2 separate regions of the Homo sapiens genome follow, and region 2 is linked to region 1. A link is a contact called in ENCODE Hi-C or POLR2A ChIA-PET data. All regions are on one chromosome and are shown on one strand. The core of a region is the stretch at or near the end of the contact, and the rest is flanking DNA. Distances in the headings are between cores, read along the strand shown.

Evidence for each region. A loop is a pair of places that touch in the nucleus more often than their neighbours do. ChIA-PET counts read pairs that join two places held with the same protein, here RNA polymerase II (POLR2A). Pooled maps may share reads with other maps.
Region 2: a map of naive thymus-derived CD4-positive, alpha-beta T cell shows a loop between it and region 1 (4-fold over the local background). The contact joins the promoter of ALKBH6 here to the promoter of APLP1 in region 1. A Hi-C loop is called at or near these places in 2 of 168 maps with a recorded cell type or tissue (dorsolateral prefrontal cortex and naive thymus-derived CD4-positive, alpha-beta T cell) and 7 of 50 pooled maps. POLR2A ChIA-PET finds 5 or more read pairs at or near these places in 6 of 52 experiments (BJ, H1, HEK293 and 3 more).

Annotation. Positions count from the first base shown.
Region 1 is chr19:35,866,161-35,869,970 of GRCh38, forward strand. It overlaps APLP1 (amyloid beta precursor like protein 1), which reads left to right and starts at 2,414. Exons shown (of 17, transcript NM_001024807.3): 1 at 2,414-2,623; 2 at 3,507-3,650. The coding sequence starts at 2,477. LOC107985317 (a long non-coding RNA gene) reads right to left here and starts at 3,197. Exons shown (of 4, transcript XR_001753932.2): 1 at 2,932-3,197; 2 at 1,715-1,970; 3 at 327-433. It overlaps KIRREL2 (kirre like nephrin family adhesion molecule 2), which reads left to right. Exons shown (of 15, transcript NM_199180.4): 15 at 1-976. The coding sequence ends at 332. RefSeq lists silencers at 2,235-2,494, 2,585-2,654.
Region 2 is chr19:36,012,701-36,016,706 of GRCh38, forward strand. ALKBH6 (alkB homolog 6) reads right to left here and starts at 1,513. Exons shown (of 7, transcript NM_032878.5): 1 at 1,475-1,513; 2 at 644-722; 3 at 321-389. The coding sequence starts at 697. It overlaps CLIP3 (CAP-Gly domain containing linker protein 3), which reads right to left. Exons shown (of 14, transcript NM_015526.3): 14 at 1,960-3,512. The coding sequence ends at 3,458. LOC101927572 (a long non-coding RNA gene) reads left to right here and starts at 1,802. Exons shown (of 4, transcript NR_170988.1): 1 at 1,802-1,886. RefSeq lists an enhancer at 1,903-2,002.

The DNA of each region.
Region 1 (3,810 bases), core at 1,164-3,663:
CAACCAACGGTTACTACAAGGTCCGAGGAGTCAGTGTGAGCCTGAGCCTTGGCGAAGCCCCTGGAGGAGGTCTCTTCCTGCCACCACCCTCCCCCCTTGGGCCCCCAGGGACCCCTACCTTCTATGACTTCAACCCACACCTGGGCATGGTCCCCCCCTGCAGACTTTACAGAGCCAGGGCAGGCTATCTCACCACACCCCACCCTCGAGCTTTCACCAGCTACATCAAACCCACATCCTTTGGGCCCCCAGATCTGGCCCCCGGGACTCCCCCCTTCCCATATGCTGCCTTCCCCACACCTAGCCACCCGCGTCTCCAGACTCACGTGTGACATCTTTCCAATGGAAGAGTCCTGGGATCTCCAACTTGCCATAATGGATTGTTCTGATTTCTGAGGAGCCAGGACAAGTTGGCGACCTTACTCCTCCAAAACTGAACACAAGGGGAGGGAAAGATCATTACATTTGTCAGGAGCATTTGTATACAGTCAGCTCAGCCAAAGGAGATGCCCCAAGTGGGAGCAACATGGCCACCCAATATGCCCACCTATTCCCCGGTGTAAAAGAGATTCAAGATGGCAGGTAGGCCCTTTGAGGAGAGATGGGGACAGGGCAGTGGGTGTTGGGAGTTTGGGGCCGGGATGGAAGTTGTTTCTAGCCACTGAAAGAAGATATTTCAAGATGACCATCTGCATTGAGAGGAAAGGTAGCATAGGATAGATGAAGATGAAGAGCATACCAGGCCCCACCCTGGCTCTCCCTGAGGGGAACTTTGCTCGGCCAATGGAAATGCAGCCAAGATGGCCATATACTCCCTAGGAACCCAAGATGGCCACCATCTTGATTTTACTTTCCTTAAAGACTCAGAAAGACTTGGACCCAAGGAGTGGGGATACAGTGAGAATTACCACTGTTGGGGCAAAATATTGGGATAAAAATATTTATGTTTAATAATAAAAAAAAGTCAAAGAGGCAAGTGTGTCTTAGGGAGTCTACTGGCATTATCACTCTCCACCAAGGAAGGGGTCCCTTAGACCTGTCCCAAGGTCCCTCCTCTACCCTAGCCTATGAGGTGGCTGTAGGAGTAAAACTGTGAGCCACCTCTCAGCCTCTTGCTACCTGCAAAGCACTCTAGGCTCTTTTTTTTTTTTTCTTGAGACAAGATCTGGCTCTATGGCCCACATTGGAGTGCAGTGGCATGATCTCAGCCCACTGCTACCTCTGCATCCTGGGCTCAAGCCATCCTTCCACCTCAGCCTCCCAAGTAGCTGGGACTACAGGTGCATGCCACCACACCCAGCTAATTTTTGTATTTGTTTGTAGACAGGGTTTCACCATGTTGGCCAGGCTGGTCTCAAACTCCTGACCTCAAGTGATCCGCCCACCTAGGCCTCCCAATGTGCTGGGATTACAGGCATGAGCCACTGTGCCCAGCCATGGGCTCTTTTAATATACATCTTCACACACACACACACACACACACACACGCACACACACACATGAGTTGCAAACAGAAAAGACACACACATAGGCATGTATGCACAGACACACGCATAGATGTCCACACAGTTGCACACAAGTGACAGGGCTGCCCCAGGGGTCCTGGGGAAGACTGAATTCTAACTCTCATTAGAGGAGACAAACAAGTGAGCCCTGAAGTGGAGCAGGGAAGGGGAGACTATGGGTAGGAAAATGGCAATCCCCTGGTCCTTACAGCAAGCGTGGAGATCCAGACCCTAATCCTGAGGTGCTGCATCCACAGTGGGCATGGTGCTGGTGCCTGCTTGGATGATCCTTAAAGAAAGGTCCTGGGGGCTTTGGTTCATGGATCCTTGAGCTAGGAGTTAAAGGTCCAGGCCCCTGGGACCCTTGGGAAGCAGAGCAAGAAGAGTGAACTCCTGGGTCTGAAGGAGAATGGGCTGGGGGCTTGGTCTCTGGTCCTGAGAGAGAAGGTGCCCAGACTTCTGGATCTGAAAGAGGAAGGGACTAGGTCTCAACTGCTGCCTTCTTGACTGGGGACATTTTGGAGGCCTGTATTCCTGAGCCCTCAACAGAGGAATGTACTAGGGGATGGGGGTCTCTGATGCTTGCATCCTTGGAAAAGGACAAAACTGTGAGTGTCTGGGTCTAAAGAGGGTGAGAGTCCTGCGGGAGGACTCAAAATCCACAACGGGCGGAGCCCATAGCCGGACTCCTGGCTGGGCCCTTCATGGGGCGGGACGCCTGGAATCTCGAGGGGCGGGGGCCTGGCGCAGGCTCCCGCCCGGGGTTCCCGAGCTGCTCCACTCTGCGCGAAGCCGCCACGCTATTGTCCTGACCAGGAAGGCGGGGCCGGCGCGGGGCGGGGCTGGCGGCGCCGGCGCAGCCCGGGGGCGGCGGGAGGAGGAGGTGGCGGCGGTGGCGCTGGGAGCTCCTGTCACCGCTGGGGCCGGGCCGGGCGGGAGTGCAGGGGACGTGAGGGCGCAAGGGCCGGGACATGGGGCCCGCCAGCCCCGCTGCTCGCGGTCTAAGTCGCCGCCCGGGCCAGCCGCCGCTGCCGCTGCTGCTGCCACTATTGCTGCTGCTTCTGCGCGCGCAGCCCGCCATCGGGAGCCTGGCCGGTGGGAGCCCCGGCGCGGCCGAGGTGAGGCCGGGCCGGGTCCTGGGGGATGGGGGAAGGGGCGGGACCGGGTCTCTGGACGCCGGCGCGGACATGTCCAGGGCAGAAAGCGCGGTCTTTCCAGCCAGGTGGTCAGCCCCCAGGCGCCCCCAATCACATTTATGAACCCAGGGTTCCAGGCCCCAGCTCCCCCATCATGCGACGTCCCAGCCCCCTCCCATCTCGAGCATAGGAACTGGTCTATTCAGAGCCCCTGGTCCCAGAAGTCCAGCCCCCTCTCCAGACCCAGGTGACTCGGCCCCAACCCCCTCCCGCCTGGACATAGGACCCACCAAGCAGCGAGGCATTTAGATCCAATAATCCAGACCCCTTGTATTCTCTGGACCCATATGGAGGCCCTTGCAGCCTCCCAGGACCCAGGAGTCCAGTCCTTCAGTCACCACCCACCCCAACCAGATGTAGCTCTCCAGTCCTCAAGGACCTGGTGTCCAGGACTGTAGGCCCCTGAAGCCAGGCCTTGTCAGCTTTGCATCCTGCAACGGGAGCCTGAGCAAGGGATGGAGGGAGGAGGGGCCAGAACTCCTGGGTTCTGGCCTCCTCCTCCGCGATTCAGGTTTAACCCCTTCGGGCTCCAGAGCGGCTGCGCTGGGGTGGGGGCGGAGTCTGTCTCCGCGGCAACAAGGCAGAAAGAATCCCGGGGGACCCAGGTCGCCATAGCAACGGGAGCGCTGGGGCGCCCCCGCCCTACGGGAGCTGTTTCCCAGGGAACGGTGCCTCCATGGAGGCGGTGTGCGGTGCTTGGGGGAGGGGGCTGGTGCTGGGGGTCTCGGTCCTAGGGAGCAAAGAACCAGGGGACCCTCATGCCAACGCCCCCCGAGCCCTCACTGTCCTTTCCACTTCCATCCAGGCCCCGGGGTCGGCCCAGGTGGCTGGACTATGCGGGCGCCTAACCCTTCACCGGGACCTGCGCACCGGCCGCTGGGAACCAGACCCACAGCGCTCTCGACGCTGTCTCCGGGACCCGCAGCGCGTGCTGGAGTACTGCAGACAGGTGGGCGGGGCCGAACGGGAGAGGCGGGGCCGCCCATAGAAAGCTAGACTTGAAAAAGGCGTGGTCCAGGGTGCTGCGCGATCTAAGGCGTGGAGGCTGGGGGGCGTGGCCAATAAAGAGGCGCAACTATGCTAGGGGCAGGGGACCTGTTTTGAGATAC
Region 2 (4,006 bases), core at 263-2,762, 150 kb after region 1:
GTGCTCTGGGTCTATGCTGGGCTATTTTAGCACAGGAAAGAGTTTACTGGGCTATCTCAGCACAGAAATCTGAATACAAAATTCTTTACTCCCCAGTCTCAATGATCTGAACTGGGCTATCTCAGCCTATGTTTATAACCCCCTATTCTCTAAGCTAGCAGGATTGGGCTATCTCAGTAGAGGGAGTATGAGCTCTGTAACTTCCTTGTTCCTTCTGTCGGGGTCTTCACTGCAGCCTTGGGGGCTCTCATACAGAGGATGGACATTGGGGAGGAATATGGGAAGAGTGGGAAAACAGACCAGTAGGGCACTGAGGTCACCTGTCGAAGCAAATACTCCTCCTCTTCTTTGGAGATGAAGTCAGGGACATAGTAGATTACAGGTGGTGCCTAGGATAGAAAGACCCCCTGAAGGTGTGGCCCTTCAACCCACACAGAGGACATATCATCACAGAGCAACCCCTATGCCTGGAGACAGGCTCAGGATGTCCTCAGACAGGTCAGGGTCTAAAGTCAAGGGACCAGTGCCATTCCAGAATGGACTCTGACAGTAAGAATGAATTTGGTGGAAGGGGGCAGTCCCAACCCAAGAACTCAGGAATCAGCCTGCCTCCTTCACCCTCTGCACCCTGAGTTCTGACAACCTGCTCCACTCTGAACGGTTCCAGGGCTGGGACTCTGGCGTCCTGCTCCTCCATCAACACCAACTCCTTGCACCCAATCCTGTAGGGAGGGGAGGACATACTGAAGTCACTAGGCCTCCCGCCCTAACACCATGATGCAGCATTCCACCCCATCACAGGCCAGGCCTCACCTCAGCCCTCTTCTGAAACGCACTTGGTCTCTAAAATCTGAGTCTTCAGCATCTTACAAGCCACACAGAGAGCCCCTACGTTCCATGCCCGGACACAATGAGCCCCAAGAATAATCCCCCATTACTCTGTCCACTAAGGGCCCATCCAACTACACATATGCCTTCTCAATCCTCCCACAGAGAACATTCTCTGGCCCCACACACAGGGAGCCTTTCTCAAAAGCTCTACACATAGCCCCCAGGGCTGCACTCCAGAGCCCCTTTAAACACCTTGAGACCCCGCTTCAGACCTGCAACTGTGAGCCCGGCTATCAACACTCAGCGACCCCCGCCCCCCACCGAATCCCATTCTGTGCACTCCTGTGACCCCAATCTGAGCCTCCTCAGACATGTCCACCCTCAGCCTCCTCGGATCCCCCCATTTGGACGCCCCTCGGATTTCCCCTCCTGAGCGCCCCTTCACTCCAGCACCCTGAGATCTTTAGCTCTGAGGCTGACTCCCAAATCTTCTTCCCTCCCTGAACCATTCAGATCCCCGACTCCGAGCCTTTTAGGACTCCAAGCTCTGAGCCTCCTCGGACTCCTACTCTGGGCTCCCCCGGATCCCCACTTTCAGCCCTATTGACATCCATCTCTACCCCCAGCACTCCCCAAAACTGACCGTCCACCAGCGTCCCCTCCAATTTCCAAATTCAACATCCCCATCCCCCTCCCAGCCATTTCCGCCCCACATTACAGACGCAGAGTCCGCAGGCCAATGGGAGCTCCCAGAGGCTTCAAGGGCCCGCCTTCCACCCAATCGGCGCTCTCACTCAGTATTCGCCCGCCCCCTTCATGCTCGCCTAAGGATAGGCCGCGCCTCCTGGCCTCTGAGCCATTGGCAGGAGGGCGTGGGCGGGGCATCGTCGTCTGGCACTGGCCACTCAGAACTTAGGAACTGAACCTGGCCATTGGCGGAGTGGACCCCGATGGGTGGGACGGGGGCGGCAGCCGTGACAGCCGCGGGAAGACATGAGAGGCTGCTAGAAGGACTTCCCGCGGCCAGCGCCATCACCTGCCCACGCCGCAGGGAGGTGAGACTGAAGGAAGCACTTCCTTTCCCGTCTTCTCCCAGCAAGGGAAACCCCCAATGACCCGACACAGAGAGGCCATAGAAACGTCTTTATTGAAGAGGACAGGAGTCATGCTGAGTTTGGGGACATGCAGTGAAGGGGCAGTCGTGAGCTGTCCTTGGTGGTCGGGGCCCCAGGTCCGCCCTGGACCCCCTGGGCCTTCAGGTTCTCCCTCGAGCTGTTGGTCTGGCCCAGGTGCTGTGGGGTCCTTTGAGGCCAGTGACTAGAACGTAGATTGAAATCGGGGTTCCAGGATTTGAGATCCCCTCAGGGCCTTGGGGCCTTCCATTTATTAGAGATGGAGGCTTTAGGATTTGGGGTTCCCTTAGGGCTGGGGCTCTTGGAATTTGGTGTCTTGAAACCCATGGACTCGGGGCATTGAAATTCTCCAGTTTCCAGGGATGGGAATTCCTGTGTGGGGTTTCCTGGTGCCTGTGAATAGGGCTTGAGGTGTCTGGGAGCCTGGAATGCATATCCTGACTGCAGTCTCCTCCATACCAGGCACAAGGACCTCATGATTGGGTTTCCTGGGGACTTGGGATTGGATTTTCAAATTTGGGATTCCCTGGGGATTTGGGATTCCATGATTTGGGGGTCCTAGGAGTTACGGCATTGGGGTCTTCTAGGGGCTGTAGGACTTGAGGGCACAGGGGAGTTTGGGACGTGTGTACTCTAGGGTTTGGGATCCCCAGAGTCCTAGAATGGGGCCTCCAAATTTTGGGGTCCCCCAAAGGGGGAAGTCGTTACTTAAAAAATAGAGAATTTTCTGGGAGTCTGGCCAGCACAGGAGCTGTGGGCCATGTGGGGTGGGCTTCATACAAGGCACTGGGGGTTTCTTGAGGGTGCAGAGGGTAGGAAGACTTGGGGGGTCCTGTAATTAGCACTTCCAGGACTGTTTTGGTGTCTGTAAATTAGGGGTGACAGTGGGCTGGTTATGGTGGGTTTCTTCTTGAGGGATAAGAACAAGGGTCTTTGTTAATGAAGGAAGTCTCTGATTGAGGGGTTGGAATCTAAGGGCTTCAGGGTGACCATGGGGTCACGACATCTTGAGAGGACTGATGTTAAATGGGGAACAATGACATGAATGTCTGTTACTCTTTTGCTTTGGGGGTGTGACCTATGTTTATTTCAAGAGGACTTAAGGGGCAGTGTTTGTTAATGGGGAGGTTTCTGATCCAGGGTTGGGTGATTCAAGAATGTTCTGTTGTAATGCATTATGTGGAGAGGGTCACCATCATTTGGGGTGATATGGAAATCTGTTAATCTGGGAATCTGCTCTGAGGGGTTGGGGATAGGGACTAGCCTGAAGGTGCTACTCAGGGAATCTCTTTCTGGGTGACATGGGGTCTGTATTTGGGGGTTATTATGGGAGTATCTGTTAATAATGGGGCCTCAATGATCGAGGGCTGGCTAACAGGGGTCTCTACTCTGGATGTGTTACTGGGAATCTCTATCTCAGGGTGACTCAGGGCTCCTCGGGTGTCAGGAGATGCTAGTGGGGACTCTGTCTCTTTGTCAGGTGTCCAGGGCCTCTAAGACTGCATCTCCGCCCTCAGCATCCAGGGGAACCAGCAGCAGAACAGCAACCTGGAAAGGAGGATGACAGGGTCACGCCCTTAGGCAGGCAGCGGGGACATCTGCACCCATCACCCCCAGCCTTTCCCCCAGTGTTTGCTATCAGGCCTTTCTGGATTCTGCCTCTACCTCTCTGGCTGTGGTTTGTTTGTTTGTTTGTTTTCTGAGATGGAGTCTCACTCTGTCACCCAGGCTGGAGTGCCATGGCACGATCTCGGCTCACTGCAACCTCTGCCTCCCAGGTTCAAGCAATTCTCCTGTCTCAGCCTCCCGAGTAGCTGGGACTACAGGTGTATGCCATTGTGTCCGGCTAACTTTTGTGTTTTTGGTAGAGACGGGGTTTCACCATGTTGGCCAGGCTGGTCTTGAACTCCTGACCTCAGGTGATCCGCCTGCCTTGGCCTCCCAAAGTGCTGGGATTAAAGGCATGAGCCACCCCGCCCGGTCTCTAGCTGTTGTTCTGAGGCTCGTATGGAGTGAAGGGTGTTCTGCTTCCTTTACCGGCC